2 separate regions of the Mus musculus genome follow, and region 2 is linked to region 1. Evidence: chromatin loops called from intact Hi-C (ENCODE). Cell type or tissue: gastrocnemius. All regions are shown on one strand. Links, peaks and the distances in the headings refer to the core of each region. The heading gives the core; the rest is flanking DNA.

Region 1 (16,328 bases), core at 5,376-13,375:
GCAAGGACTCAAGTTCAGTTCCCAGAGCCCAAGTGGTGAGACCCTGTTTCAAAAAACAAAGTGGGAGTCAGGCAGTGATGGCTCACACCTTTAACCCCAGGACTCAGGAAGCAGAGGCTGGCAGATCTCTGAGTGTGAGGCCAGCCTGGTCTAGAGAGTGAGTTCCATAGAAGCCAAAACTGTACAGAGAAACCTCAAATCAAACCAAACCAAACCAAACCAAACCACCCCCAGCAGTACAAGAACCAAGCGGGCAGTTTCTGAGGAATGACACCAGAGGTTGACTTCTGGTCTCCACGGGCATGCATGCACATACATGCACCCTCACACACATCCATCTATTCTCTGACCCCAGCCACCATTCCCCTCAAAACAACCTTATAATATTCAGTGCTAACGAGTCACAGAGGGTTGAAAACTCTTATCCTAAAACCAGGAAAGGAAGCTGACCTAAATATTTTACAGGAGACTTGGGCAACAGGGAGCAAAAGACTTCACCTACCAAGGCCACTTGAAGTGGACACTTAAGGGTTCTTTGGAAAGTCGGTTGGATGGTGTTTGGCTGGGGCAAACACATGAGGGAACGCTTTGTTAAGTGGACACAGGTGAAAGGCTAAGGCAGACTCGTGAAGGAAGGTTTTGCTGAAGCAGACACAGGTGAAAGGATGTTCTGCTAAAGCAAGCATGTGAAAGGACACCTGATGGATGGAGGGGTCTTTGCTAACAACACACATGTCATATATTGGTCGGCCTTACATTGCGTAGCTGACCTGAATTTGTTGGGACTCCATACAGAGAAATGCCCCCAAAAAACTTCTGATGATGTACTGCAGTTTCTTGCCACAGACTCAGGCTAATTGGCAGAGTGATGCCAGCTGAGACAGATGCATGAGATGAGGCAAGACCCGTGGAGGATGTTTGGAGGGAAAGTAGGACTCGACAGATGGTGATGGAGGCTAAGCTTGGCTTGCTTATAGAGCTAGCTGTACAACGCTTGTGGGTCTTGTGTCTCTGTTGATATTCGCTTCTCTGAGAAAGGTGCAGCTGAAAACTTCTAGTGTCCCTCTGGGTCCCTCCTGCTGACTTGTGCCAAGGCCGAGACCTGGCTGTCTCTGTTAGGCCGTGCCACTGCTGCTGATTTGTGCTTGCTATCCCAACTCTACTGAACTGGACTGCTGGTGTGTCTGTGAAGTGTTTGTGAGTGGATGGAGCTGCCGCTGCTGACCTGTGAACTGAACTGCCGATTTCCAGACAACACAGACAGGAGTTGCTCCAAAGAACCTTTCTAAACAGGTCCACTTCCCCTGTATCCTTTCTTTTACCTCTGGAGGGTAGTGGGCTACAAGGGAGATCTAAAGTGTTTAAGAACCATCATTAAAAGAGTTCCAGGGGGCTGGTGAGATGGCTCAATGGGTAAGAGCACCCGAGCAAGATTTTGCTGAAAGGACCCAGATATAGCTGTCTCTTGTGAGACTATGCCAGGGGCCTAGCAAACACAGAAGTGGATGCTCACAGCTATTGGATGGATCACAGCGCCCCCAATGGAGGAGCTAGAGAAATTACCCAAGGAGCTAAAGGGATCTGCAACCCTATAGGTGGAACAACAATATGAACTAACCAGTACCCCGGAGCTCTTGTCTCTAGCTGCATATGTATCAAAAGATGGCCTAGTCGGCCATCACTGTAAAGAGAGGCCCATTGGACTTGCAAACTTTATATGCCCCAGTACAGGGAAACGCCAGGGCCAAAAAGTGGGAGTGGGTGGGTAGGGGAGTGGGGGGGTGGGTATGGGGGACTTTTGGGATAGCATTGAAAATGTAAATGAGGAAAATACCTAATTTAAAAAAAAAGAAAAACAACAATAACAACATCAACAACAAAAGACAACAACAACAACAACAAAAAGCAGGCATTTGAGGGGCTGGAGAGATGGCTCAGCAGTTAAGAGCACTGACTGCTCTTCCAGAGGTCCCGAGTTCAAATCTCAGCAACCACATGGTGGCTCACAACCATCTATAATGGGGATCCAATGCCCTCTTTTGGTGTGTCTGAAGACAGCTACAGTGTACATAAATAAATCTTTATTAAAAAAATAGGAAAAAATAGGCATTTGAAAAAAACCAAAGTTACAGTCACTTCTAGGTATTTAGTTTAAAGAATTCTCAGCTGTGGGCTGTCCTTACAGTGGAATGTCACTCAGCCTTTTGACACATGCTGCTGCACGGAGGGACCCTGAGGACGCCAAGCTAACTGCAAAAAGACAGGTATTGTCTTGTTCTACATATACCAGTGACTAGATAGAATGGCGCTACGGTGCTAGGAAGCAGGAGAGCTGGGGGCTGGGGACAGGGGAAGAGGGATCTGGTGTGTAAAAGGCACAGCATTTCAACTTCCTAAATTCAAAGGGTTCTGGGGCAGAGAGAGGGAGCAATAGTCACACACCAGGGCTGCTGAGCACTATACCAAAACTGGCTAAAATGCTAAGTTTTGTGCTGTATGTAATTTGATACCAAAAAACCAAAAACCAAAAAAGCCAAAAAAAAAAAAAAACAAAAAAAAACCAAAAAACCCAAAAAAACCAAGAAAACAAAAAACCAAAAAAACCCAAAAACCTGGGCTGGAGAAATGGCTCAGCAGTTAAGAGCACTGACTGCTCTTCCAAAGGTTCTGAGTTAAAATCCCAGCAACTACATGGTGGCTCACAACCATCCATAACGAGATCTGACGCCCTCTTCTGCAGTTGTCTGTAGACAGCTACAGTGTACTTACATATAATAAATAAATAAATCTTTTTAAAAACAAAAACAAAAACAAAAACAAAAACCTGAAAATAAGGAAGCAAGCATGAATATGTATAAAGATCCAGCTGAAAGGACCTTGGCTGAAGCATTCAATATTCAACAGTAAATAAATAATCTTAAATAAATGATGGCCCACTCACAGAGCTGGACACGGGGCAATCTTGGAGATGGTATTCTGAAACAGTGTTGAGTCCCATGGGAAGTGTTCACCATGCATTACGTGAAACAAGTGTTTGTAAGTAATTCTGTGTTCAGTGCCAGCGGGAGCCAGGCTCTGCGTGCATGTGTTCAGGCATTTGTGCGAGCACCCAGCTTCCTGGGGTCCAGGCTCACTGACTGTCGTTTTCCTGGTGCAGGGGCAACACTGACAGCAGTGAATCATAACGAGCGTTTGTCCAGTGAATGAGGAAGAAAGGCCCAGAAGGCTTACCTCAAAGCCTTCCGCTGTATTTCTTCCTGGTCCCGTGGCAGTTGATCTTAATTTCCTTCTTCTCGTCTATCTTTATGATCCAAGTGTTCCGCGCAGAACACTGATTGGTTTTTGTAATAAAGTGTGTAAAACACTTCAAAGCGTTGTGGGTTATTAAAACCACAAATGCATCAAGACACATTGTATGAAATTCTCAAAGAGTTAGTAAATTTATCATCATTGTCAATATCATTATTAATTTTGTTTTTGTTTTTTGAGACAAGGTTTCTCTGTGTAGCTCTGGCTGTCTTGGAACTTGCTCTGAAGGCCAGGCTGGCCTCGAACTCACAGAGATCTGCCTGCCTCTGCCTTCCAAGTGCTGAGATGAAAGGTCTGTGCATTATTGCCTGACTTAATATTATTTTACGCTGGGCGTGGTGGCACACGCTTTTAATCCCAGCACTCGGGAGGCAAAGGCAGGCAGATTTCTGAGTTCGAGGCCAGCCTGGTCTACAGAGTGAGTTCCAGGACAGCCAGGGCTATACAGAGAAACCCTGTTTCGAAAAACCAAAAAAAAAAAAAAAAAGGATATTATTTTACAAAGGTCCTCAGGAGCAAAAACCTCAGGCTTGGTGACTTTGCGGACAAGACCTCTCTGGACAGGGTTCAGATGCATGCCCATGCCAGCCACACGGGCCAGGGTGGGAGGCTGTGACAGCATTGGACTCCTCTGTGGCCTCTGCTAGCTACCCTGAATGTAGGTGACATCTTTGATGCAGCCTGGTCTCACGAGCCTCGCCTTCCAGCTTGGGAAAGTATGGCAGACCTGGGAAAGTATGGCAGGTCTGAGGAAGAATCGAGGATTGTTGCCACCCTTTGGCAGACGAGTAACTGGCATCTGTGTGCTGGAGCCAGTGGAGTTGTGGGTTATGGAAGGTTTTGTTGATTCTGTTCTTCCCTGCCTGATGCACTGTTGGGTTCCAACCATCTGGGGACAGATGTGTGAGGGAGGCAAGGCCAGCAAACATCTGTTGTCCTGGGAGCACTCTGTAGAGTGCAGTCCCCCCAGGATGAACAACGGCTGCTCTCAAGGTCTCTCAAGACCTGCAGCTTCTCTGACCTGAGATGAGTCCCAGGTGATCTTCTCTTCTAGAATAAGAACCTGCCAAGACCCATTGAAAAGAGCCTGTGGCTCGCTCATCCCAAGACAGCTGTTGACATGACCCAGCCTCTGCTTTAAACAAAAGCAAGTTGAGAAATTGAGGGGAAAAAGAAAAAGAAAGAAAAGCAGGCTTTACTTTGTACAGTGATTTTAGGTTCACAAAAATGGAGCAGAAAGAACAGACCATAAAGGTGGACAAGAAGGAAACCAAGCTCTACTGTCATGGCACATGCCCACAGACTGTGTCCGTCCCTTCCTGGGTTCCCTGTGGACATCGTGTGCCCTGTTGTGCATTAGAGACAGTTGATGAGCCAGCAGTGTCACGTGATCATTCCCTACCATCTGACATGTACAGAATTCTTTCTTCTTTAAAGCTGGTGACCTGATGTAACACACACTCATCTCACCCCGGCATCAATCTCACCAGCAGTGCTCAGGGGGCTGATCTTCTAACACCTGCCCTGCATTTGCAGTTTTCTGATCTGTTTTAATTTTTAGCTCTATTTTGTTATTGTTAAGTGTGTGTGTGTGTGTGTGTGTGTATGCACGCATACACACACGTGCACACACACGAGTGGGCATATGTGCGCACATGAATGCAGGTGCCTAAAGAGACAAGAAGAAGGCATCTAATCACCCAGACATAGAGTTTCAGGGTATTGTGAGCCATCTGATACTGGTGCTGAGAACTGAACATACGATCCTCTGCAAGCCTTGTGTGTACTCTTTGCTACTGAGTCATCTCCCCAGCCACTTAAGATGTGTGTGTGTGTGCGCGTATGTATGTATGTATGTATGTATGTATGTATGTAAGTATGTATGTATGTATGTATGTATGTGTATATGTGTATGTATGTATGTGTGTGTGTATGTATGTATGTGTGTGTGTGTGCGCATATGTATGTATGTATGTATGTATGTATGTGTATATGTGTATGTATGTATGTGTGTGTGTGTGCGCATATGTATGTATGTATGTATGTATGTGTATATGTGTATGTATGTATGTGTGTGTGTGTATGTATGTATGTGTGTGTGTGTGCGCATATGTATGTATGTATGTATGTATGTGTATATGTGTATGTATGTATGTGTGTGTGTGTATGTATGTATGTGTGTGTGTGTGCGCATATGTATGTATGTATGTATGTATGTGTATATGTGTATGTATGTATGTGTGTGTGTGCGCGTATGTATGTATGTATGTATGTGTATATGTGTATGTATGTATGTGTGTGTGTGTATGTATGTATGTGTGTGTGTGTGCGCATATGTATGTATGTATGTATGTGTATATGTGTATGTATGTATGTGTGTGTGTGTGTATGTATGTATGTGTGTGTGTGTGCGCATATGTATGTATGTATGTATGTATGTGTATATGTGTATGTATGTATGTATGTGTGTGTGTATGTGTACATATGAACCATAAGAAAGTACCCAGTCAGTCCCTCCTACCCTTGATGCCTTTCATTTGAGACCAGACTTCAAACAGATTTTTCCTTAAACAAGAGGCATCTGCATGTTAATGCTAATTAAAATATTGCTCACAATAGCTGAGTTTCAGCTTCAATACCCCTCAACAGATGAATGGATAAAGAAAATATGGTGTGCCTACACCACAGGGGTATCACTCAGCCACACAAAAAGAAAAAGCACGGTCCCTTGCAGGAATCTGAAGGGACTGGAGAACATACTGTTAGACAAAACAAGAGAAAGATGATGTTTTCTTTCATATGTGGAAGCAAACAACAAAGACACCCTGGGGCTGGGGAGATGGCTCAGCAGTAGAGAGATCATTCTGATTTAGCAGGGGACTGCCCAGTAGACGGCTCAAAGCCACCTGAAACTCCTGCTCCAGGGGACCTGATGCTTCTGGTCTCTTGGGGCGACTGCACTGAAATGTACACACGCACGCACGCAATTTTTACCAATAAATTTTCAAATAAGTAGACATCCTAAAAGCAGAAGAGGGCTTATTACCAGGTACTCAGAAAGGAAAGGACAAGGACAGGAAAGGGTTAAAGGGCAGATGAGAAAGGGTAGATGGGTGGGTAGACCCCATCAGTGCACAGTGGATACTTGTATGGAGATACCTCGGCGAATTCACTAACCTGTGCAATTGCTATGTTAATTATAATTTTAAAAACTTGTTTCTTTTGGCCTTGCACGGCCAGTTACAAGGCTCTTCCTTGTGGCTGAGGCCTGGCGGTGCCAGCATTCTCCTTCCTTTTGTTACAAGCATGCTTCTCCCAGCAGCTAACTATGGCCGTGCCACCAAGCTACTGACAGAATGGGGACAGAGCTTTTTTGCACTGCAGGCTGTTGCTGCTTCTGCTTAAAGCCTGGCTTTCACTGGGCTTGTTTAAGCCGGACCCTCTTGGCTTAGGCTGCAGTCTGTGAATTGATGCCTCTGCCTCTCACTGTCCTGTTCCTTGACACAGGCAAAGCCGAAGGTCCAAGGCACCGGGCTCCTCACTGTCCATTCAGTGTGAATCCTTGGGGGATGCTCTGTGAACTGAAGACAACACAGCCTGACTATCCATGTGCTGGCTGGTTTTAGTGTCAACTTGCTAAACATTAGAATTGCCTCAGTAGGAAGCCTCCCTCAAAGAATTGCCCTGATCACCTTTCTCCCTACTCCCAGATGTGGACATTACCATCTGGAAATAATCCAGATCAAAATGGCATGGCCTATGAATCCTTCACTGACATCAGAACCAGAGTTTCCAGTGTTCCGATACTGACTAAGGACCAGCACTCCAGGAACCTTCCAGAGTTGAGACTGCAGAGGTACTTAGCCCCAAGCACCAGGCAACAACGGGGTTCTCAGCCTCTCAAGTGAGAGGTAACTTGTTACTATTTTAATGTAAGCTGAATTTGTACATTTTAAAAATATATTTATTCACCTGTAGATCCTTTCCTTTCAGAGAACCCTGACTAATACAGTCCCCTGGCTGATAACCGGCTACAGTTTAAAACACAGTTGTCTGTGGTATTTTGTACAGGTGTACACATGCCGGGCAGTGGTGGCGCATGCCTTTAATCCCAGTGCTCAGGAGGCAGAGGCAGGTGGATTTCTGAGTTCAAGGCCAGCCTGGTCTACAGAGTGAGTTCCAGGACAGCCAGGACTAGAAAAAAAATCCCTGTCTTGAAAAAAACAAAACAAATCAAATCAAAACAAAACACAAGACACTTATTGACTTACCGTTTCAATAAAACTCAGAGGAGTGTGTAGAGACTTCCCATCTACATCCTGTTTCTGAACACGCAGTGTTCCCCAGTATTAGCATCCTCACAGAGAGCTGCCCTGGTTATAACTGATGTAGTTATAACAGCATATCCCTTCTGCTGCCACACACACCAACAGTCTTCCTTACTCTTAGCATCCCTCACTAGAGGGGTGCACTGGTTATGATTGACAGGTGACCCCCAGGGTGCACAGTTCACACCAGTGTGCTAGGTGGATACTGTGGATTCAGACAGGTGCCGAATGATCACCGTTGCTCACTGTGTATCTTACAGAGCAGCCCCACTATGCTAAGAAGAAGCTTTCTTGTAAGAAAGAAAACGTCTTAATACGTTTGCTAACACTGTGGGAGTTTGGGGGTTGTTTTTTGTTTGTTTTTCTTTAAGACCAGGGTGGCCTCAAACTCAAAGATCTGCCTGCCTCTGCCTCCCAAGTGCTGGAATTAAAGGTGTGCCCCACCATCCCCAGGTGTGGGGTTTTTTGTGTTTGTTTGTTTGTTAACTGGGGGAGAGGACTTGTATTTGAATCAGTAAAATTGAGGTTTTCAGTTTGTCTTTTCATATTTTTTTTATTGTTCTATTCAGATATCTTACAACGTAGTTCACACTGGCCTCGAACCTGCAATCCTCCTGTCTCAGCCTTCTGTGGGCCAGGACTACAGGCTGGAGTTTCAGGTGTGTCCCTTCACTCCCTGCGTCTTTGTGGGCCTCCCCTCCTTTCTGGGTCATTGGCCACTGGCCCACAAGGATGACGGGAACAGAGTCATTGAGTAGGGGTTTGGACAGCCCAAGAGTACAGACAGAGTTGTTCGTTCCAGGATCAACTTTATTTGGGGGTGAATCGAGAGTTATATAGTTTTGGGGACAGGGTAGGGATATCCAGGATGAGCAAAGGTCATTGGCTGGAGGCTAAGGTACTGAGATGTCTCACTAGCATCGGCAAGCACTCCAGGGATCTCAGGTGCTTGCTGAATGGGTTCTTATTGGGAGAAAGAAAAGCTGAGCCTATAATCTAATCAAGGCTTTGCGATATTCTGCAGGTAGAGGGTAGAGGGTTTTGAGCTCCCCAGACAAGGTCAGAGAAGGAGAAGCCCTGTGACAAAGAGAGTCCACCATATTGCACCGATTTCAGGGCTTTCGGGTAATATCAGACTTCAGCCTTAGCAGCAGGTTCCTTTTCACATATTCTCAATTTATATGAATTTATTATTCGTAGTGTATATATGATGTATGTGTTTGAATACGTGTGCGCATGCCATGGTGCACGTGTGGAGGACAGAGAGCTTGTGTTTGGTCCCCGTTCTTCCTTTGTTGAGGTGGGGGTATCTTGATGTTTCTGCCATGCCGAGTACTCCAGGGTAGCTTGCACATGAGGTTCCAGGTGCTTTGCCTGTCTCCATCTCCCATCTCACTGTAGGGGTGCCAGGATTACAGATGTACATCACAACATCTGGCTTTTTTAATGTGGGTTCCAGAGATTAAACTTGGGCCATCCGGCCTTGGTTGACCAGGCCATATCAGGTTGACTCTTTTTAACAAAATCTAACTTTGATGTTAGAATCCTGCAAATTCATTACCTATTCAGAATGTAAATGTTAAACTCATTGTTCGTTGTTACTGTAACTAAAACAAGCCCCAGCCAGCCTTCAGTGTTAACTCCTTGAGCTAAAAGGCCACCAGTTGTGGGGAGAACCACTCAGGATTGAGCCCTCCCTGTGGCATCCATGTACAGTGGGCAGGTGGGTCACAACCTGCTCTGGGACTCTTGCCCCTGTCTGGCCCACTAGGCCCAGGCAAGGCCCAGCCTCCATCTGCCACCTAGACAGGCAAGCTGCTCTCTCTGTTCCTGCCAACTGAGCAGCCCAATTACTGGAGAATCACTAATTGCCTGTGGCGGGCTCTTCCCCAGTCACAACCATTAACAGAAGACACGCCTAACAAGCCCCACCATTCATTATTTGGGCTCGCTGCTCCTGGATTTAATTACACTCTGGCAGGGAAGAACAAACCACAGGAGACAACTGAGGACACAGAGTCTTGGGAAAAAAAAAAAAAACAAAACCCTATATTCTCACAGAGCCTGGAAAAGCTGTCCCTTCCAAGAACCTAGGATTTCCCTAGTGAACAAGGGACCAAAGGCCCCAAAGCCAGCCTGCTGTGTGCTGGGCTGACACGGGTATTCTCAAAACCATGATCTAACCCTGGCCATCACTGCAGAAGATGGCTCCTGTTTTGCAGACAAGAAAACAAATGGGAGGCCATGCAGCTCAGGAAGCAGTGAGCTGTCTGAGCTACCAGCTCGTACCTCCATCTCTTGTGGTCTCCCAGACCCTTGAATTAAGCTGAATGTCACTCACCACCTACCCAACAGGATCTCTTGAGTGTCAGCACAGGCTGTGGCTGGCATGTACAAAACCAGACCCGCAGTCCAAGAGATCAACAGGCAATATTTCAGCTTAGCATCATGTTTGGTGATTAGGAGCAGAAGTGTCTGAAGCTAGAGGGGTCGTGTGCACAGCCATACACACGGGTGTCCTGAGCCCAGCCTCATGAGCACAGGAGCAGGGGAGCTGGCATGAGAGAAGCTGGCCCTGGTGCCATTCTGCATGGTTCATTTCCTAGCTCAACCACCTTCCAGCCAGATCATGTGGCTCAGGTTCTTTGCTCTTTCTGCAACAGGGCATAACAAGGGAGTTACATGGATCTCAAAACAGCATGTCCATAAAGAATGGACGTATAGTACCCAGGAGTCATTGGTTTCCTAAAAGTTTTTTTTTCTTTTCTTTTACAGCCACATTGGCTTGTGGCTTTCTTCTTTTAATAGACTAATTGAAAAATAAAATGCCCAGTGACGTATAAGTCTGGCCCTCTCCCATGTCTTTTCAGGTTCTTTCTTTAAGTAGTCTAGGAATGGCCAGATGGCTCAGGAGGGTCAGATATTTGCCACCAACCCTGACAGCCTGAGTTCTGTCCCTAGAGCCCACATGGTAGAAGGAGAGAACCCAGGTTGTCCTCTAACCTCCACATGGAAACCATGGCATAGCATGTGCACACACATGTGCAAACACAGGCACACACACAAGGTAAAACAATTAATAGAAAAGGAGGAGAAAGAAAAAGAGGAAGAGGAGGAAGAAAAGGAAGAAGAGGAAGGAAGGAGGAGGAGAAAAAGGAGGAGGAGGAGGAGGAGGAGGAAGAGGAAGAGGAAGAGGAAGAGGAGTCTCTAGTTCTTGGAGCTGGGCTAGCTTTCCACAGTGTACCGAGACAGGAGTGATGTGTGCCTGTAGCTGATCTGATTCTGCGCATGCTAGCCACAGTCCCGTGCTGGGCTCAAGCTATCCTGTTGGGTAGATGGTGGCTAATTCAGCTGTCACCCACCCATACCAAGGGCAAGGCCACTTAGACCAGCCATTACCCAGCAGACGAGCTAGCTAACTACAGCCCATCTGCAGGCGCAGCCAAGATCAGCTGCCTTGGGCCAGACAGACAGAACTTTCTAATGAGCTGTGAGCAATAGCATGTTTTAGGTCACCGAATTTGAGGAGTGATGTTTGTTAGAAAGCCGTAGTTAACTGATGGGGTAGTTTGTGCAATTCATTCTTGGTTGACAGTGGTGTTGGGAACAGTATGTCCCATTTCCTGCTGCTCAGGATCGGACAAAATGAGGTCCTGAGCATCCTTGAATGGAGCTGATAGAAAGCTCACCTTGCAGCGGCTTCCAGGCTGCAGGAGTGACTCTGTAGAGATGGAGCCACTGCTCCTGTCCCCTTGGGTCTGTAAGGCTCTAGGCTAATGGTGACTTTCCCACATGTGTCCCGCATGCTCCATTTCAGTGGACACTGATCTCAATGAGGCTTGGAGCCGAGGGCAAGGAGGAGGAACCAGGGAGATGCTTTGTTTTACACAGCTGTTACCCGTGAGACTTTGAGAAGCCGCCCACACTTTCCCAAACTCAGAAGCTTCCCGAATGTGCGCTGGCATGTCACAGTGAGATTGGCATGTCACAGTGAGATAGCCAGGCTTTCTATTTGTTTCATGCGAAAAGCACACCTCCCGGGTCAGGCTCAGTGGGGCACTTGCTGCCAAGTCTGATGAGCTGAGTTCAATCCCTGAGACCCACATGGTGGAAGGGACGATGCTCTCTCGGTTACCTTCTGATTTCCTCACGTGAGCCATGGCATGCATGCGTGTGTGTCCGCACAAATACATAAGTGGGATTTTAAAAAAAAGTTCTAAACCTCACACATTCCCAAGATACCAGAAATCAATGGAAGGATCCCCCATGATTTTCAGAGAGGGCCACGCCCCAGGTCCAGAGCAGGAGCTCACACCTGCTTGGGCTGGTCCCCAGTGAGACACAGCCAGCCATACATCTTGGGGTATCACAGCATGGAGAGGTGATGCAGTTGAGGACTGGGCGTAGGACACCCCAGTCTGATCCTGCTGGCACCCACCTGTTCAGCCAGCTTCAAGAAACTGGGTTGAAGCCCCATTTCCAGGCCTGCTAAAATGAGGAATTTGAGACAAATGGTCGCTTGGCACCTTTAGTACCTTCAAAGTTCACTCCACTAGGTTCTGAGCAGAGACTCACTTTGAGGATTGTCCTTGTGGGAACGACATTGAGCTCCCATACAGTCCTGGAAGTGGGAAGTCATACAAAAATGGCCGAGGGTGACTTCTGTACAACTTAATGGCAGCTGCATGGGCTCTGCAGCCTCAGCAGCCTGTAAGAGCTGTAAGAGCCTGTAAGAGCTACCGGTGTGATAGCCCACAGAATCCTCAGAGACCCCTGCTCAGGAAAAGCTGGTACATTCTGGTGATGCCTCTCGGAAGGTCTGACTATTCTGAGAGAGACCCACAAAGGAGAACCTCTCTACCCTATCTCAGGCCTGCTGCTCAGGGGTCAAATAGTACCAGGGCTTCCAGAATAGCCACTTCATTCCTTCAGATCTCTATTTAAAATAAGAAGCTTATCCAAGGAACAGACACAAAAGATTCTACCTCCCTGTACAGGTATATGAGGCCAGTGAGCCAGCGTGCTGTGTGCCAGCGTGCCTGCCTTGCTCGTACTTGCTGTCTGTAGGATCACAGAGAACGCCTCACTGCTGGTGCCTGGGTGAATCCATGCAATCTTTCTGAAGAGTCATCATGTGACTTGCAACCCAATGGACTCACTTTTCCTTTAAAGCCAAGGAAAGATTTGGAGTATTCAGTCTTTCATGACAGCGTTACTTGAGAACGGAGGACTTCACTCTCTTAAACATCCAGTGTTAGTGCAATGGGAAAAACTTACCCCAGCAGTGGCTGAGAATATAAAAAAGCAATCTTAGGAGGTGATTAACAGTTTTAAGACTTGTACAGTGTGTTAGTTCGTTGTTGACACGAGCTCAGATCATTTTAAAAGAAAGAACCTTATTTGAGAAAAGGCCTCAGTAAGAATGGCCTTTAGGCAAATCTTGCAGGGCCTTAGTTAATGATTGATGGGGGGGGGGAGCTCATTGTGGGTGGTGTCACTGCTCAGCAGGTGGTCCTGGGTGGTATAAGAAAGCAGGTTGAGCAAGCCATGAGGAGCAAGCCAGTGAGCAGTGTTCCTCCATGGCCATGGCCTCTTCCCGAGTTCCTGGGGAACAAGCCACAGCAGAGCGAATTAGGGAAATTTCACTATCATCAAGTCTGATAAAGATAGTGAATTTCAGTGAATTGAATTTCAGAAAGAAGTCTGTGAGCAGCATAAGGTCAGAATTTAAAATGGAGACATAGCAAAAGAAAAGACCCTCTACCCATGCTAGAAGAAACCATAAGACTGTGGAAAGCACGGTTTGCAACTACAGATGAAATACCGATGTACATGTTTATGTAATGTATGTGCATGCGTGTGCTCTAGAGCACACACAGAGGCCAGAGGAGGACATCAGGTGTCCAACTCTCTCAGGGTCTACCTTATTGCAACAGAATCTCTCACTGAACCTGGAGCTTGAACTAGCAGCCAGAAAGCCCCAAGAATCTTCCTGTCTCTGTACCCTACAATGCTGGGGTTGTAGGTAGGTGTGTGTGTGTGTGTGTGTGTGTGTGTGTGTGTGTGTGTGTGGCCATGACCGGCATTTTACATGGATGCTGTAGATTCAAATTCAGGTCCTCTTGCATGTCAGAAGACATTCCGACCTGATAACCCATCTCCGCAGAGCCCAGAGACTGTTTGTACTAAGTGAGCAAGCATCTTCGCTGATGGCCACGCCTCTCGAGTTGATGCATTGTATGGAATCTTCTGTGGCACATTCTCCCCCAAAATGTTGGTTCTGAATCATGGGTCCCCAGAGCTTGTTGGCCAGGCAGCATAGCTGAAGCAGTGAGCTCTGGGTTCCATGAGAGACCTTGTCTCAAAAAATCAGGTGGGGAGTGGTAGAAGACGCCCCACACTGACCTCTGGCTTTCATAATTGTGCACATATGCGTGTGTGTGAGCTCACACATATAGGCACACACACAGTTGTGTGTTTATCTGGGTAGAAAGCTGTTGTTTCTATTGAGTCTTTATCTCACTTCCTTTTTAGACACTGCTGGGAATCAAACCCAGGACATCACACATGCCACTCAAATGTTCTGCCGCCAAACTACACCTCTAAACCATCCATCACAGAGGGACAGGAAAAATCCACTCCAAATCACCATAGCTACCTTCCCTGCCCTCAACACATATTTGTTGCACTATCTATAGCTATCCTGCTTCTTCCTAAGTTGTCACTAGGAAATGGGAGGAGGGACAGGGCTGAGGGACATGGGCTGTTCAGAATTCTACAATGAGCATGTATTTGTGTATTGCATGATTAAAAAATCAATTAAAAATGGAGATTGTGGGCTGGGGATGGAGCTTTGTGATAGAACTTAGCAAAGAGAGAGAAAGTGTGTGTGTGTGTGTGTGTGTGTGTGTGTGTGTGTGAGAGAGAGAGAGAGAGAGAGAGAGAGAGAGAGAGAGAGCTGTATGTTCCGAAGTACTGTGGGTTTTGACCCCATTTGGTGATCAAATGACCCTTTCACAAGGGTCACCTAAGACCATTAGAAAACACAGATAAACACTATAATTTATAACAGTAGCAGAATTACAGGTATGAAGTAGTAATGAAAATAATGTTATGGTTGGGGCCACCACAATATGAGGAACTGTATTCAAGGGCCACAGCGTTAGGAAGGTTGGGAACCACTCATTGACTTACAGCTTTCGTCCTCTATTTCTAGGCCTTTCTATAGACATGAATACACAGCCAAAGAAAAGCGTCCGGAAGGGGACTGGCCAAAGCATGCTGGCTGGCTAATGTAGATAAGTGGTCTGTGCGCGAGTGATATTTTTGTTTTTAAATGTGTGTCTTCCACAATTAAAAATTGCTACTCTAATAATCAGGGGGGAAATCCCCACTTCAGATGATTTGAAATGCTTTTCGATCCAATTTTATGGCTAAAAAATACAGCAAATGCTCTTATTTGCCTGCTTTGGGATTATCTGTTCCTTGATGGCTAAGGGTAGGATGAATCTGCAACTGTCCTCGGGTTCATTTACAAGTCTACTGTCCTCTCAGTCCTGAACCATCAAAAACAGCAGGTCAGCTTAGCACAGTGGTTCTCAACCTTCCTAATGCTGCAACCCTTCAATACAGTTCCTCATGCTGTGGTGACCCCAACCATAACTTTATTTCATTACTACTTCATTGCTGTAATTCTGCTACCGTTTATGAATCATCACATAAATATCTGATATGTGGAACACCTGATATTTGACCCTGATGAAAGGGTCATTCACTCCCCCACTCCCCAAGGTCAAAACCCACAGGTTGAGAAACACTGACCCAGAGGGAGGCCACGCTGTTATCTCTGGAGCAACAGTGGCCTTCCGGTGGAGAGAAGCAGTGCCGAGTGGGATGTTCCGGGTTTTGTGTTCCTGACAGTGCGCTCATCAATATCTCTGTCAAGGTCTGTGTTCGTTCCACTGGGGCAGTGATAACTGGTTGTCATGGAGGCCATCTTCTGTCTTCTCCCAGTTGAGAACAAATCAACTCACAAGAGTGACATTTGAGTAAGAATGTTGTCCATTTCAAAGAAAGAGAATTGAGGGAGGGCGGGGCAGCATCCTATGGGACTTTACAGCCTGTGCCCACCAGCCAGGGACAGTAGCTATTAGCATTCTGTCTAAACTCCACCCCACAGTTACCTGGCAACAGCCAGGTAGGCCTGACCCACTATAAAAGGGGCTTCTTCCACCCACCCCCCCCCACCCCCCGCTGGCCACTTACGGAAACAGCCACAAAGCAGGCACCAAAGACAAAAAGAATCAAAGCCTCTGTGGTGGAGAGGCAGGGCAGGGCAGAGGAAGGAACCTCCTATACCTAGGTCCCACTTCACAGAATGTTTGCAAAATCCTATCAAAAGACCCTGTTGCTTTTGGACACCTTCTCTACCATACCACATCCTGGCCTGTCTTTGGGGGAGAGTCTTGTAGACAGAGTTGTACTTTCTCTGATGTACATAGTAGCCTTTGAGTACCCTGCAAAATTCCTGTCCAAACCTGATGCCCATGGTAAGGGTGTCTGGAGGGGAAGGTCTTTAGGAGGTAAGTTACAGAGGGCAGAACCTACCTGAAGCAGTTGTGAGGCAGCTGTCTGAATCAGGAAACAGCTTAGGACTCCTCAGCTGAAGAACTGAGAGACCAGTTTCTGTTA
Region 2 (16,328 bases), core at 3,592-11,591, 65 kb before region 1:
TTCTGGGTTAGTGAGAGATGACCTGGGTTGAAAGAGTTGTATGAGATAGATAGATAGATAGATAGATAGATAGATAGATAGATAGATAGATAGATAGATAGATAGATAGATAGATGACAAAAGGGTCCTGAAGGGCCATCGAGAGACCCTGTGCCGTAGGCACCTTGGGGCTCCATCCCTCAGAGCTGCCGCCGACTCCAGGAAATTTCTAGAAGCTTCTTATTCCCAGGAAGGTCCCTTGGCCCACCCAGTGATGGTGCCCAGGAGGAGTGTGCCAGAGTGGGTGTGGCCAGCCCAGTGTGGGACATGAAGGAGGGAGATGACGGCTGACCCACCACATTGCATGCCACCCTTGCCTAGTGTGTCCGGTTTGCTAAAAGGGGACCCCAGTCTGAATTACCAGAAGCCTCCGCAGTTGTCAAGGTGTGCCAGGGCTTTCGTAGCAGGCTGTAGCTACCTAGTCACAAAGAGCCCCATGGAGCTCCTCAGGCAAGTCCCAGGGGGCGTAATCACTCACCCCTGCCACCCATGCCTCAGGGAACTTCCCCTGAACAGATGGGCAGGGCCCTAGTGTCTCTGAGATGTCCTGTGGTAGAGGTGTTGACAGGACTCCTTGTCCCAGAGGGTCTTGGAGAAGGCTCTCAGGAGTCTGCCCCTCCCTCTCATGCTCGCTCCTCCATCCATCCTGGACATCAGCTGTGTGGGGCCAGTGAAAGGTGTGCTGACACCAGAGCTGCTCAAAAGAATGTTCTAGCAATCCGGAAGGCCCCTCTTAGGCAAGTTCCAGAGCTTTGTGGGTCACAGCCATGCCTTTAGAAAGAGCATAGCTCAGTCTCCCTGGGGGGTTCTTGGATACTAGATTCCCCGTGAGGTGAGGCTTGTCTCCGCCTGAGAGGAAAGAGCTATCCTAAGCATCCGCCAGCCCCAGCTGAGCAAGCAGAGCCTTCCTCGAGGCCCCAGAAGGCTCTGTTGCCAGGACTTCCTGCCCTCATCCCTGTAGGGCTGGTTACAGCGTCTTCAGCTCTCTGCTCTGAACCTTCTTCTCTGGCTGAGACCAGGTGGTTTGGGACAGTCCCATCCTGACACTGGACCCAGCTGAGACCACGCAACGAGGGCAGTGATAGACAGGTGTGTCACGTGTACCACCAAGAGACATTCTTGCAGGCTGTGGGACACAGGAGATTAAGGTTTTTATAAAAACATTTATTTGCCCAATTTTAAAAATACACCCATTGAACCTATGAACACACACACAGAGACAGACAGACAGACAGACAGACATGTCTTGCTTATGACACTCCCTTTCCTTTCTTACCAGATCATCTCATCTCTGAATGAAATGTGGGGTCCTTCCTTACGCCCACAAAAGCCTGTTTGTTCACTCTCTCCTCCTCTTTCTTCCTGGTTGTAAAGCACGAGGCCAGTTTCTGCCTTGGCACTGGGGATGATAAAGGCGGGAGCTGTCAGTGTGTCTTCTCTTGTGACCGTTTCTAGGCCACGAAGTACCCTGAGGCATAACATTTGGAGGTGGGCTGGGAATCAGAGTGACTTTGAGTGGGCCTGTCTGATCGGGAAGTGGCACAGTTCCAGCTTCGGCCTGCACGTTCCTAGCCTGACCAAGACGACCTCAGGCTTCAACAGCCCTTTCTCCTGACTAGTTGGAAAGGGGCTTTGAGGATTCTTTCCAGAGCCCACTCAACCTTGCGGCCCCCGCCCTCCATGTGGCAGGGCCCTCAGCTTCCATGTGCACCCTGGGAGATAGGTCTCCTGCCTTGGGGTTGTTCTGGACGTGGGCTACAGATAGACAAGGACCCTTTCACTCCATAGCTACCATTTTTCTCTGATTCTCATGTGCATTTCTGTCCTTTGCATGTCAAGGTCCAAAGTCAGTGTGTGACTTATATAGCCCCTGGTACCTTACAGGGTAGGTACCTGGACTGGAACCCAGGGAGTTTACTAAGGGAGCCAGCATCCGCTTGTGCCAGCCACTAGGGATACGGTGTGCTTATGTTCTCTGTCTTAGGTCTGTGATTCTCAAGACATCGTGCATATCAGATATTTAAATTATGATTCATAACAGAAGTTACAGTTTGGCAGTAGCAGTGAAAATAATTTTATGGTTGAGGTCATCACAGCATGAAGAATTAGATTAAAGGGTTGAAAGCCACAGTTCTAGGTAGCTGTCTGCATCTTCTTCCTGTTTCTCTTTCATCCTGTACCTTGACCCTGAAGCCACATTGCCTTGGGCTCCTAGCTTTGTGTAAGGACTCTACTCCCCCTCCCTCCAGGTCCTAAGGGTGCATAAGACCCGTGCCTCTTATTTATTTGAAAGGATAATAAGCATCTCCAGGGTTGTCCCAGTCCTTTGATGCTATTGCAGGGTGACTGTGGTATGCAAATGAGTGGGTGGGGCCATGCTCTGTGCTCTCCAAGAAGACTGCAGATACAGGTAGCCTGGCTTACAGTCTGTAGTTTATACTGAGCTGACACCAGGACACCTAAAGTCATATGATGCTGCTTTTATTGAACATGCCATAGACTCGCCATGCCAGAGGGCCAGCCAGGAGCCAGGCAGGCAGGTTTATTAGCAATGTGTGTTCCCGTGAGGAATAACAACATATGGGAGAGACATAACTGGAGGATCCGTTTTATTGGAGATGAGCACTTCAGGGGACATATAGGCAAGTGCTAGGACACCAGATGGAAGGGTGTGTGAGAAAGACTAAGCAGGGCAGTGGCAGGTACAGGCACCTCTGCAGAGTCGCATTCAATGACAGGATGGTGGCTTACACCATGGGGAAAGACAGGAGACCAAACATGAAGGCTGAAAGCAGCAGGTCATAGTCTACATTGTTGAGATGCCTGAGCCAGTCTGGTTATTCACCCTCCCTTTGAGTCTGTTTTGTCTCCCTGAGAGCAAAACCACCCGGTGACCATCACCTTGGCCTCCCATTCTCATTGGGAGTTTGAGGTGGCCCCCAAGCTAAGTGTTTGGGGGACTAGTCCAGGAGCACTCAGTGGCTAGGCTCCCAAATATCAGCGCTCCTGGGAGCAAGAACATTGCTGCTAAGGGTAGAGAGCAAGGCCCAGGCCCCACCAGAACCAACTATCTCAAAGCTTCCTAAGGAGCCAGGCTCCAGCACTCTTTGCTGGGGCTAGACACCTCTGACCCATCTCAACTCCTCTCAGTCTCTTGCTGACAGGCATGACTGGAAGCTGCTCACTCCCTGCATCCTGGTTGTGCAGAGGTGCCTTCACCGGGGGCATCTCTTGCTTAGTGGTCCTTAGGCCAGAGTGCCCCCGGCCAGCAGTAGCAGTCAGAGTAGAGGGCAGTTTTCCTTTGAGCTATCTGTACATTTGATCAGTCTATATGATCTGTCCAGTGAAACAGACATCACAAGTCTCCGGTGCCGTCCCTTCCTAGCACCAGCCAAGCCTCTGTGTGCTTCGTGCAGGCTCCCACAGGCTTCCCACACTCCTTGAGCATTACTGTGTCTACCTGCTCCTGTCCTCACACCTCAGGCCTGCTCTGCTCTTTCCGCCTTTGCTCTTGGGGACCTATAGAGGCTTGGGTGGGAGGTACCCCGAGTTCAGGACGCTCCAGGAGAAGGTTGGCAATGCCTATGGAAGGCCAGAGAGCCATCCTAAGTGACGAAGCCCTGGTCCAGCCTCTTGGTCTGTCAGGCTCTGCCCGCCATTCCTGAAGGTTCACCTGTGCCCGAGAGCAGGGACCAGTGGGCGTGCTTGACACAAGTCCCGCAGGGTGTTTATTTTTCCCAGGCTCCTCCCCAGGACCATCTCTCATGCCCCCTGTCTGGACTGGCTCTGGTCGGAGCAGCGGGAGGACTGTCGGGCACACCGGGGTGGCCAGGGGCCTCTGTGCCCCACTAGCGGGAAGGATGCCAGGTACTTCAGCGCCTGCCTGCTTGGCTCTGCCTGAATCACTTCCTTGTGCATGATTTTTATGGCGCCGTAGAGTCATGGGGCTGCTGGGGGGTCATGGCAGCCACAACAGGCACCTGAGCCCTGGCACACACGCCCTCAGCCCGTGTTCAACCTGTCCTAGTGCTCGGGGGCCTGGGTCCCAGGGATGATCACCATGTCCTGCAGGGTGGGGGATCCATGACACCTCTTTTGCAAGAATTTGAGCAAGGGTTGTCAGGACCCCCTTGGGGGGGCTTCCAGCCCAGATTGGCCCTGTGCTATTCTTGGTGGGAGTGGGGCTATGAGGGGGTAATGGCCAGATCTCAACCCCTAGGCTTGTGGTTTTGTGATTCTCGCCCTAGCGTGTCCATGCTTCCAAGTGCTTGAGAACATTGCAAACTGTGCAGCCAAGCTTACATCTCCCCAGAGCAATCATGGCTTACACCTCAAGGACATTCGTACAAGGGGAATAAATGGACGCTCCATCACATTCCTGGGACTGAGCTGCCTCTCTGGCGTCCAGGGGGCTGAGGGATTGTGGGCAGCAGCAGATCAGCCATGTGGTGTAGAGGAGACTGGGGCATTGCAAGGCTTTCCTGGGTGAGCCTGTGGAAGCCTTGCTCGGGTTCCTATTAAGTAGTTGGGAACCTTTTGTCTGTTCAGCTTACATATGAGTGGCCACTTGATTGGGGTTACCTGGCCCAAATGGCTTTTGGTAGGCTTCTTCTCTCAGGGCACTCCAGACCTTTGATATCTGGGTGCACTATGTCTTCACCTCCGTTGCCCTTCTCTTCCCAGCCTCCTGTTCATACTTATGACCGGCCCAGCCTTAGGTGCTAAGGAAACCCATACATAGTGCCATACAATGGTAGTGAGGGTGCCCCAGTAAACCACTCATTTTTATGTGGGAGGACAAATTGAAGCCGGGATCCTGATGGATGCACATCTCTATGTGATGTGGGAGCCTAGCTCCCAAGAACCCAGGGCTGAGCCAGAGGCCACCCAGAGCGTGACTGGGGTGGTGCTGCCCCCTGGTGTTGGCATTGCTGTCTCCTGGTCTGATTCACCCTGTGACTTCTGTTTTTTTCAGATCGTGAGTCCATCTTCTTCAACAGCCACAATGTGTCAAAGCCGGAGTCTTCATCAGTCCTCACTGAGGTATGTCTGTCGTCCACGGCAGCCTGTCAAGGGGTTCTAGCTGAGCTGTTTAGAAGGGCCCACACAATCATATCAGTGGGCTTCATGGTCTTGTATGTGTCTGGAAGGGAGCACTTAGGACCTGGTGAGGACCACTTTCAGTGAGTCAGCTTGCCTCTGGAGCAGCCTCCCTCTTGCCATCATGGCTGGAACATCAGTATGTCAGGCTTAGTGGGGGGTGCTTGGCGGCCTTATCTCATGCAGCTTTACAGAAAGGGCAACCAGCTTAGAGAAAGGACAACACAGACCGAGTTCATACAGAGGCAAGCAGGGATTACCCTCACCTCTCTGATTACAAAGTTGAGAGTCTTCTAGAAATTTCCTTCCTTGATAGTAGCAAAAAGTGCCTTGGGCTACAGCCTTCTGTTCCCCACAGAAGTCTGGCTTCAGCTCTCCATGGGGGAGTCATGTGTTCTGGGAGCTCAGAGTAGGTCCTTCTATCTCTCCTGATTATACTCAACGACAGAAGCTGCCATTGTCTTGTACCTAACCTGGTTCCAGGCCCTTGGCCTGGCCTCGGGTGCCTGACCTCTGACCTCAGCAGCACGGCAGTTCCTTTCTTGTGTGGCTCTGGCTGGCCTCAGAGTCACAGATCCACCTGCCTCTGCCTCCTGAGCGCTGGGATTAAAGGTGTGCGCCACCAGCGTGGCTAGTTCCTTGTTTGCGCTTCCTTTGAAGATGCCACTGTGAGCCAAGAGATAAAGCGTGGCTTTGACAGGACCTGGAAAGATAGCACTGTCCCTTGGGATCTAGATTGATGTCGTCCCCCTAGAACAAATAGGGAAGCCTTGGACCATCAGGCTTGTTTAACTTTTAATTACTGTGTGTTCGTGTGCGTGCGTGAAAGTCAGGGGACCACTTTGTGGAGTTTATGGTTCTTCCCACCCCACCTGTATGTGTGTTCTGTGAAAGGAACTCAGCTCTCAAGACTTTGACACACTGAGCCACCTCATCCGCCCAGACCACCACATCTCAAGCAGACTCTCACAGAGCTGGCTATGCACCCTGAGAAATACAAGCAGAGCCGTGTATGTGGGAAGGCTTTCTTCTCCTCATGTCAGAATCACTGGCGTCCTGCCCCCTCCCACTAGGCCCCTGGGAATCCAGCTCATCTGGTGGCAAGAGGGAGTTGGCCTTACACAGGCTTCCCGAGAGGCTGTCCCTGTCGGTGTTCTTGCGTGGTAGAGCACTGCTGAGCACTGAGACTATTACCAGCCAGTGCCAGAGGGATGCTTTAAGGCTGGGAAGTCTCCCTTCTTGAATCATTGCCTATTGGCCTGCTTCTTCTTCTGAGGAATGGAGAGAGTCTACTACACCACAAGGTCCCTCCCCACACCTGAGGCCTTCAGGTACCCCATATTTCCACTACCACACCGAGCCCTTCAGAGCTGACGTCTTGTGGTGCAGAACGGCACACACAGCCTTTGTCCCTGGGGACATCACACTCCAGGATGCCGGCAAGCTGAACTGGAAGTCGATTCTATTCCTAGGAACCAGTGGCCAGAGCATGCCCCACTCCTGCCCCAAGGAGTGCCATGCAGGGACACCCAGTAACCTTGAAGGCCCGCCTCATCCCTAGACAATGCCTTTGAAAATGGGCCTCGCTTCTCCCTAAGCTTTTAGACCATGAACACCTTTCACCATTGAGAGGGTGAAAGGTGTTCATGGGATTATTGAGCATAGCTCCCAGTGGGTAGCTCAGTGGCAAATACACACACACACACACACACACACACACACACACACATCTATCCCCAGCACTGCCATAGTGAGGAAGCAGAGTTCTCTGCTGTGGTCTGACCTGAGGTCTGACCTGAGTCACATCACCTCCCTGAGCCTGGGTTCCTTCATCTCTCTCATGAGTCACTAGGAATGTCTGCGTCTGACATGTACACACCTGTATTGTGATTAGTGTCAGCTGCAATAGAGGTCGAGGGTCACCAGGTCAGTCCACAGGCACACCAGCTCGATTCTTCCTCCTGTCCTAGAACCCCACAGCTCAATTGGCTTGGGTCCATGGGGCCATCTCTCTGCCTTTGTCTAGTACTAGACTGGCTGTTTGGTTTTGGATAATCAAATGGCTTCAGAAGGACTTCTGAGATTCTTTAGCTGAGCTAAGAAGGTGCTTTTATAAACAGCGTGTCACGGGGCTCCATAACAGGCAATGATGAGTACTGCCTTGCTCCCAGGCACTGCGCCACGAGCCTCAGCTATCCGCTCAGCAGTCCTTCCTTACCGGAGCCTCACGGCCTAGGTATTTTTATTAGCTTATTCACTGGGGTGGAAAAGCAAGGTCCAGGAGGGCCACTTGACAGATCAGGGACACATAGTGGATGCAGGAAGGCCAAGGCTAGTCTCTGATTTGGTTTGGGACTCTGGGCTGGGCCAAGCCACTGACCCAAGTGACCAGGAAGCTCAGGCAGGGCTGAGTGCCCACTGTAGCCAGGTGGTGGCTGCCCCTCACCCCCACCCCAGGAAATACTTTCCCTAGGTCAGGCACGGGATAGCAGGGTTTCAAATGGAGGGGCCCTGCTGTTCACAGAGCTGTGGGTATAGCCTGAGCAGCAGGACATAGGTGGGTCCGTGTGTCGGTCCCTGCTCAACACATGTCTATATTAAGGTCTTTTTATTAGTGACCAGCGCTTTTTTATTTGGTTGTTGTCCTAGTTAGTTAGGGTTACTGTTGCTGCGGTGAGACACCATGACCAAAGTGGCTTGGAGAAGAAAGGACTTAACTTGGTTTATGCTTCCACATCACAGTTCATTTTGAAAGGAAATCAGGACCGGAACCTGAGGCAGAGCTGATGCAGCAGCAGTGGAGGGAAGCTGCTCACTGCCTTGCTCCTCATGGCTTCTTCAGCCTGCTTTCTTGTAAAACCCAGAACTGTCAGCCTGGGGGTGGCACCACCCACAATGGGCTGGGCCCTCCCCCATCTATCACTGATTAAGAAAATGCCCTACAGGCTGGCCCACAGTCCAGTCTTACGGAGACACTTGCTCAGTTGAGCTTCCCTCTCCAGTGACTCTAGCTTGTGTCTGAGTTGTACAGTTGTCTTGTTTTGAGATAGGATCTCACTTTGTAGCTTGGCTGGTGTGGAACTCTCTATGTAAATCGTGCTCCTGCCCCCAAATACTGGGATTTACACCACCACACCCAGCATTTTCTGGGCTTTTTAAATTGAGATAAAAATCTACCTGTGTAAAATTGGCTATTTTAAGTATTTTTTTTTTAAGATTTAATTTTTTTTGTATGCATGTGAGTGTTTGGCCTGCATGTCTGTGCACTATATGCATGCTGTGCCTGCAGAGGTCAGAAGAGGGCATCAGATCCCATGTGAATACTGTCAAGTCCAGGTCCTCTGTAAGAGTAACCGGTCCTCTAAACTGCTGAGCCATCTGCCCAGCTCCTACAGTGAACAATTTAATAGCAGCAGTCACACACTCAGTGTCCTGTTGACACACCTCTATCCAATTCCAAAATATTTTCCTCCCCTGTTTCCATGAACACCCGATCCCTGTTCCTCCCGCCCCAGCCCCTGGCCACCTTGAGTCTGACCTCCACCTACATGATCTCAGACTGTGCTGGGCGGTCTACATAAGCCGTATCTTCAACACTTCGCTCCCCAGCTGACTCCCGACCCTCGGCACCGTGCATGGAAGAACTTGAGTCCTTTTTATGGACAATTCATGTTTCTTTGTGTGGATAAGCTACAGCTTTCCCATTTGTCTGGAACCATCTGGAACATTTGGCCATTGGAAGATCACTACAGTTACCATTGGTGCCCCAAGGTCTCTTTGAGTGCCCTTTTTAAACCCCTAATAGACTTATCTATCTGGGTCCTAAGGTATTCTATGTTTAACCATTTGAGAATTTTTAAATAAATCTATTCATTCATTTTTGTGTGTGGAGCTCAGAGGACAGTTTTCAAAAGTCTCTGCCCCCTGCAGGACTTGGAGGATCAAACTCGAGTCATCGAGTAACAAGAGCTTTAACCCGCTGGCCCATCTCACCAGCCCAGTGTGTTTCATTTCCCACTTTGGTTTGAACCTGCCCCTTTCCCCAGATCTCAGTACTTATTGTCAGCTAGTGTGCACTCTATTGTGACAGTTCAACATGAGGTGATGTAGTCTGCGTCCTCGTATTCAGGAGCTACACCTTGAAGCCAGGCTTGCACTGTCCCTACCTTGTTGTCCCGCCCAGAAACCTATGATGGAAGCCTAAGCATTCCCATTGTACAGATAATCAAATGGAGGCACGGGCCAGGTACTATAGCCAAGTCATCGGAGCTGAGAAATCTCTGATGGGATCTGAATCTGTATCCTCATCTACGGTCCCTCCCCAAGACTCGTTGCTCTTCAGAGATGCTGGCCCATGGCTGTATGTGAGAACACATGCCTTTCCCAGAAAGCAGAAAACATGTAACAGTGGAGGTGTCGGGGGCAGGGTGGGCAGACTTGGGCCAGAGGCCTGTGGAAGACATCCTGGGAAGCTAGGCTTAGAGTCGGGCAGGAGCAACAGCCAGCAGCAGCTTTGGGAAAGCCCAGGTCACACGGGATGGGATGTTGTTTGCAAACACCTAGTACATCTCAGCGAGGAAGAGAGAAACACTCTTCTCCGGACCTGCTCCCTGGATCCTGTGCCAGCAAAATGGCATGGTGCTGGTGCTGGTTGGTACTCACTTCCACCTGGCTGTGCCTGCCTTCAAGTTCTGACCCCAATGCTGTCTTCATTTTAATGTCTTCTTCCGTAACAGACCATATCTTCCTCCTTCCTGTGACCCCGGGCCAGCCCCTGTCCCTCTGTGAGCCCATTTCCCTGCCTGTTAATGTACTGATCTCAGACACTCCAGGGCCTGGCAGCTTGCACCGTGGTGGGTTAGCCCCACCTCCTGGCTGGAAGGATGGTAGTGCTTTTCATGAGAGGGGTCTTCTTTGCATGGTACCTTAGCCACAAAAGCCTGACCTGTGTATGTGTTCACAGCTGGACAAGATCGAGGGTGTGTTCGAACGGCCAAGCGATGAGGTTATCCGGGAGCTGTCCCGGGCTCTGCGGCAGGCGCTGGGAGTGTCACTGTTTGGAATTGACATCATCATTAACAACCAGACCGGGCAGCATGCAGTCATCGATGTCAATGCCTTCCCAGGTGAGCAGCGGGACTGGGTGACCCTGCACGGGTGGTCCTCTGGCTGCCTGGTATCTTCAGGGGATGGGAAACGAGTCAGCTTGGCTGGGGATGGGAGATCCCTCCTCATGCTGGAATCTAGGCTGAGTGCCATGCAGCCTCCTCTTCTAAGACAGAGAGAGCAGTGAAGCCCCAGATACCTGTCTGGGGAGGTACCACCCCCAAGCCCCCCACAGCATTGTATACTCTTCCCCCATCTTTGAATCCTGCTATCAGCCTTAGTCCTGACTGGCCTACTTAGTCCATCCCATTGGCCCTTCCAGACCTGGATAGCTACAAAGGACTTGGAAGACTCAACCCCTGTCATTCACAGGTAGGGAGACTGAGGCTTCGCTAGTGGCAATATTTTTCTGAGGTCACATCATATGAATTGGCAAGGCCAGATCCTCCTGAGAAAGTACTGCTACCACTGTCCTGATCTGCAAGGCTGAGAGCCAGACCCACGCCCTGCCACAGCATTCCCCATTACAGTGTCTGCTGCCACAAAGATCCCCCCACTATATCCCCTCGCTGCTGGAGCCTCAGGACACGTCTGGCTTGGAGCGGGACTCTGCTGAACGTCCCTCAGTCTCTATTTGGCCAGGGGCCTGAGGGATTACCACCAACCGAGTCCTAGTGGATCTGTCAGGCTGGCAGGGAGAGTGCTCACAGGCTGGCAGCGTGCCCTGGAGACCCTCAGGCCAGTGTTCTGTACATCATCACTGCAGCTGAGAGGTGTAGAAGCCTTTTAGGTACGCTGGCTCATGCCTGTCATCTTGGCACTTGGGAGGCTTAAGGCAGGAGGATTGCCATCTGGGACTGCATAACAAGACCCTGCCCAAGGAGCCTGGGGTGGGGTTGGGGGATCAAATGGAAAAAAAAGGCACAGTCCAGTTTTGAGTCTCCATGGGCTCACTTCTCCAGACTCAGGTATCCCTGCCTCTGGCTAGCCCAAAGCTCCCAGCTCATAACCACTTCCACACCCTCCACCCTCTTAAGTAACTGGGACTATAGTGATGCCGTTGCTCTTGGATGTTCTTCTTTTTCTTGAAGGAATAGCTAGCTCCACCTTGCTGTTCGGGGACATGTGTAGCCAGGAAGCCACCTCAGCAGTGCCAAGCAAGCATCCTGGGTATAATTTAGTGCCTATATCCTGTTAAACCCCCAGAGAGAACATGAACCATTCCATACCATCACAATCCACAGCAAGGTACTAGGGACCCCCAAGGAGGCCACCAACTCCATCTGTCATTCACTTGACATCTGCCAGGGCTACATTTCCTGCTCTCAGAACTTACACCACAGTTGGGAGAAGGCAGAGGATGGGGGTGGGGCAGCCAGTGGTGGCTCCTCTGTCACGTATGGGACACCAGAGAGAATTCGGCAAAGGAAAGGGACCGACGCTGAAGAGGAGCAGCTCGGATACCAGGAGGGACCTGATGGGGTCAGAGGGCAGTCTCTGAGGCCTGTGTCTGACCAGCATGTTCAAATCCAGCTCTGCATTTCCCAACCCCCTAGGTGTAGATGGTGGGGCCTTTGAGGTGAGCTAGAGTATAGACTGAGGGGGTTTGCTGTATGCCAGGAGTGTCATAGAGATGAAGTAAAAATGTCAGTGATCCAAGAACACATAGAGCACTTTTCCACTGGTGATGGGCGGCCCCTCCCAACAGCCAGGGAGACAGTCACTAAGAGCCAGTATGAACACAGGGTCTTCTGCCAGAGGAGCCGAGAGCTGGGTTGTCTCGGTGGACAGGGCCATGTGGTGGGTCTGTGACTCATAGATTGATAAGGCTGAGCCCAGCCGAAGCTGGTGATGCTAAGAGATGGCCTAAGGGTTCTATTGTCCCAGGGACCTCAGGCAGAGAGGAGGTGGTATCTGGGAGGTGACTTGGTGCACGACTGGGCCCGACAGAGATAGAGGCTCTGGGTCCTGCTGCCACTCAGGAAGCCTGGGAGGCATGAGGATAGGTGGGAGTCCTATCACCTCACCCCGCTTTTCAGATCAGCAAGCCTGAGTAGCAGAAGCGGCATGTGCTACTCGCCCTGCCGTGTGCTGTGATCTCTGCTTGCCTGCGAGAAGTGATACTGGAAGCTAAAGGACCTTATCCATGGTTACAGTCCCCCAACGGGCTGTAGCCTATCTGCCCAGAGCCTTCACTGGGATTCTGAGGCCTTTGATGTCTTAGAACACCAGGTTCTGATCCTGGCCCACCTCTTCACTCTGTGACGTTTCAGGCAACCTTGCATAGCCCTTACCTTTGCTTCTGTACAAATGGATGCCTTTCCCATGCTGGCACCTGCTCTGCTAGTTTTCACTCCCAGGCTGACAAACACCAACCTACCTCAGCCTGTTTACTGCAAGCCCCCAGGAGGTGACTCTGCAGTACTCTGGAAAGTTTACCCTCACTTTCTGCTGAAGTCTACCTGGTCCTCTGGGCTTTATCCGGGAGCTAAAGCAGAGTAGTTGCTAGGTGGCAGCCTCCTGGGTTTCTCGGCAGCCAGCTGTGTCCTGATGTTCCGCCCCACCCTGTATCATACTTAAACCCGTGTCTGCCTTGCCCTTCACCCTTTCCCAGAGCTAATGGGATTTTGGGTCCTGCAGCAGGGCTTCTCAGTACCTCGTATACCAGTTACACGAGACCAGGATATGGGTCAGGTCACAGTTCTGCCACGTAGGAGTTTTGTGACCTGGGGCCTCATGGAGCTGCAAAGTCCCCTGTGAGATGACTTCCCTTATCCCCACGTGTATACTAGGGACAGAGTTGTGAAGATAGCGTTGACATTTGCAATGCTCTACTGCTTGCCAGCCACTTCGTTAGCTTTAACGTGAGTGCCCTTGCTTCTCAGACAGCCTCAGGCTTCCTCAAAACCACAGAGTAAGTAGTTTGCCAAATAACACTCAGTGACCCAGTAGCCTGGCCCCCCCACATAATGAATGCCACCTCAACTTGTGCCAGTAGTAGGAATGTCACTGCAGCACATGCCAAGGTTTTATTAACCTCTTGGTACTCCCTTGGTTACACTGTGGCGTGTCTGAGATGACTGGACAGTCTCCTTAGCAGGCTCCTCTAGCACCTCAGCAGCCCCTTGAGCTCAGGACAAACATTTAACACGTGGGCTTTGGAAAGAGCCCTGCTTACCCAAACTACAGCAGTTGGTGAGCAAGGGCTGTCCCTAGCAAGACAAGATTTCATTTTTTATCTGCTGGAGGTGTGGGCCTCTCATGCTCAGGGGACAGACTGTGGTCTAGCCAGCCTGTGGACCATGTACACCCTGCCTTGTCTGCCAAACCTGAGTTTCCTTTGTCAGTGGGGTACTGGAAGTGCCTCCTCAGGTCCCAGGAGCCCGTTATGTCTGCTTCTTTCTCCTCTCCTATCCCCTGGCTAATGCCCAGTGCCTGCTTTGTCTCCCATCTCCAGGCTATGAAGGAGTGAGTGAGTTCTTTACCGACCTCCTGAACCACATTGCCACAGTTCTGCAAGGCCAGAGCACGGGAGGAGCTGCCACGGAGGAAGTGGCCCCGCTAAGGCACAACAGGCTCCTGGCGGAACCGGCAGGCAGCCTGGCTGGGGAGCGGACGTGCAGTGCCAGCCCTGGCTGCTGTGGCAGCATGAAGGGCCAGGACACACCCTGGAAGACTGAGACCGAAGCAGGCAACATGGGCGCTGGTGCTTCCGCCAAGCTGCCGCACCAGAGACTTGGCTGCACCACTGGCGTATCACCCAGCTTCCAGCAGCACTGTGTGGCCTCTCTGGCCACCAAGGCTTCCTCACAGTAGCCACAGAGCCCAGGACCCAGAGGGGCAGAGCGTGGAAAATGCCCACTGGGCCAGCAGCTCCACATGGGAACACTACTAAGAATTCCTGGTGATCTGAGGCTTCTCTGTTTTAATTTTTTACCTGATTTTCTGATGTTATGATCGGAATGAAGGGGGGGAGACAGAGCAGAACATCAAGTGGCCCAGCCTCGAGGACGCCGCCTGACTCCTGCTGTGCAGAGGTCCTCACTGAGTTTACACACGCTTGTGTTCTCAACACTAGGTCTGAATGTGAGGGGGGGGGGTGCGTGTGTGTGTGTGTGTGTGTGTGTGTGTGTGTGTGTGTGTTTGTCATGGCAAGGGTGAGTGTGCATGTCTGTCTTCATGGCTGTTGTGGGCCAGGCTCTGGGCACCGAGGAAGGAAGCCCATATCTGGCCAGGCTGTTGCAGCTAAGCAGGCGAAGGACGAACGGTTTTCCCAGTTCCCCTCCTCTTCACACCTGCCCACACCCAGACCTCACCCTCCCTCTTGTCCCAGATGTGCTCTCCTCCAAGGCTAACCCTTGCCCCCCCACCTCGCTCTCCAAAGCCAGGGAAGCAGTAGACGCCCCCTCGGGAGCTCTGCATGGAGGATCTGGGTTGTAGGAAGGGAAAGGAGCTTCCTGTGGGTGTAGCCGAAGCCCACTGGCTATTGCTAGTCTTCACTGGCTCGTGGAATACAGCAGGCCACTATCCACCCTACCCTGACCCTATTGCTCACTGAGATCCAGGAAGGAGCCATCTGACTAGGAGTCCAGGAGTCTGCCAGGACCCAGGATTTACCCTGGGACTTCCAACAGATCATTCCGTGAGTCTTCAGGCCTCCACCACCTCATCTCTTCAGGGTGGCTCCTGAAACAGAGAACTGAAGGCCTGGTCTAGTGGTCTAGCCCACGAGGATCTCTGCTTCCTCATGTCATCATCCGGTCCCTCTTTTCAGGTGAGAGGAGACCACCCACAGGGCTGCTCCTGTTCACACGCGACAGCCCCTCCTGGAACAGCAAGGCCCAGCTCCTTCCTGCTGTGTTCATAGCGAGTCCCTTGCACTGAGCACCAGGCAAGCCCCCAAGGGAGTTGTGCCCCATTTCAGACTCACTCTGACCCCACAGCAGCTGGCAGACCACCCACTGGCCCCAAAGCCCACAGGAAAGGACCCCTGTGGAGCCCCAGGTCAGCAGCCCAGGACCCCCAAGGGTGATCTTGTGTCTTAAGACATCAGCTCACTATGTAAAGAGAATGAGGCCTCTGGGTTGTCCTTAGGTCTAATAAGATAGAGTACACTAGAAGCAGCAGCCCTGGGAAGGCCACTAAGGGCCATGCAGGGGCATCCTTTGGGCAAGGAGAAGCCGATTGGCTTCCTCGGAAGCAGAGCCCCAGGACTAACCACGTTTACAGGACCTGAGTGTTGAACTGATTGATGTCTGTAAGTCACCTTCCCAGGCCTGACCCTGAAAACAGGGGGTGGGAAGCGTGGCCGCCTCTTGCACTGCTTTGTCTCCGGAATAAACTACTGAGATCAAACCGCATTCTGTACGTGGTCACAGTCTTTAAAGAGAAGACATTTAATGACAGCTTTGCCCTTTCAGAGTAGAATCACCAGACTCTGCCTTGAGAACAAGCAGAGTGGGCAGTGCTGCGTCCCCTGGAGCTCCTTCCTCTACAGGGTCACACATGGTAAACCAGCCCCGGTTATCAAGTACCTGCCTCCTGGCCAGGCAGCATTCTCCACGGGTCAGGTCTCCCGTGCAGGAATAGAGGAGGGTGGGCAGGTGAACTTTCCAGGACTGGAAACAGGAACAGAAACCTGGGCCACCTGCATTCTTGCAGACACTTTAATGATACAGAAATGGACCTTTGTAAACATTGACCCTGAACAGCACTAGTTGCTAGTGTCTGTCATCACCAAAGGAGCCGAGAGGGATCTTCCCTGGGACTGGGTCGTTGTGGGTGTCATGGAAGAGTGGGTGGGGCCTGCCACACACCATGGGTAAGCTAGCCTGGAAAATTGGACCCTCCGAATCCCCAAGGCTAAGGGGACCATCCCCTACAGCTCCATCACTGGAGGAAGAAACCACCGTGAGTGCGCATTGCCCTGAGGCTGCTGAGCATGCTCCACAGGGAGTTGGTGGGGGTGCTGGAGAGATGGCTCAGTGGTTAAGAGCGCTTGCTATGTAGTGGTGAGGTTTGGAGATCCCAGCAGCTGCATAACAAGCCAGGCATCCGCACACTAACTCCAGCTCAGGAGTGTA

Evidence for each region. Peaks named below come from ENCODE experiments on the same cell type or tissue, not always from the same donor. Only the 100,000 strongest peaks of a DNase experiment are listed, where the experiment ranks them.
Region 2: it touches region 1 in a loop (3-fold over the local background); 2 of 42 quality-filtered maps call a loop at or near these places.

Annotation. Positions count from the first base shown.
Region 1 is chr12:102,504,726-102,521,053 of GRCm38, reverse strand. No RefSeq gene overlaps it. Among named protein-coding and RNA genes, the nearest start is that of Chga, 42 kb to the left of the region's middle. In gastrocnemius, for the core only: no CTCF peak of the experiment used is centred there; DNase peaks (open chromatin) are centred at 6,699, 8,361, 9,444 and 10,134.
Region 2 is chr12:102,567,859-102,584,186 of GRCm38, reverse strand. It overlaps Itpk1 (inositol 1,3,4-triphosphate 5/6 kinase), which reads left to right. Exons shown (of 10, transcript NM_172584.3): 8 at 5,015-5,082; 9 at 10,103-10,265; 10 at 13,703-15,604. The coding sequence ends at 14,061. Among named protein-coding and RNA genes, the nearest start is that of Chga, 21 kb to the right of the region's middle. In gastrocnemius, for the core only: CTCF peaks have their summits at 4,955 (motif pointing left) and 8,425 (motif pointing right); DNase peaks (open chromatin) are centred at 3,919, 4,946, 8,468 and 10,939.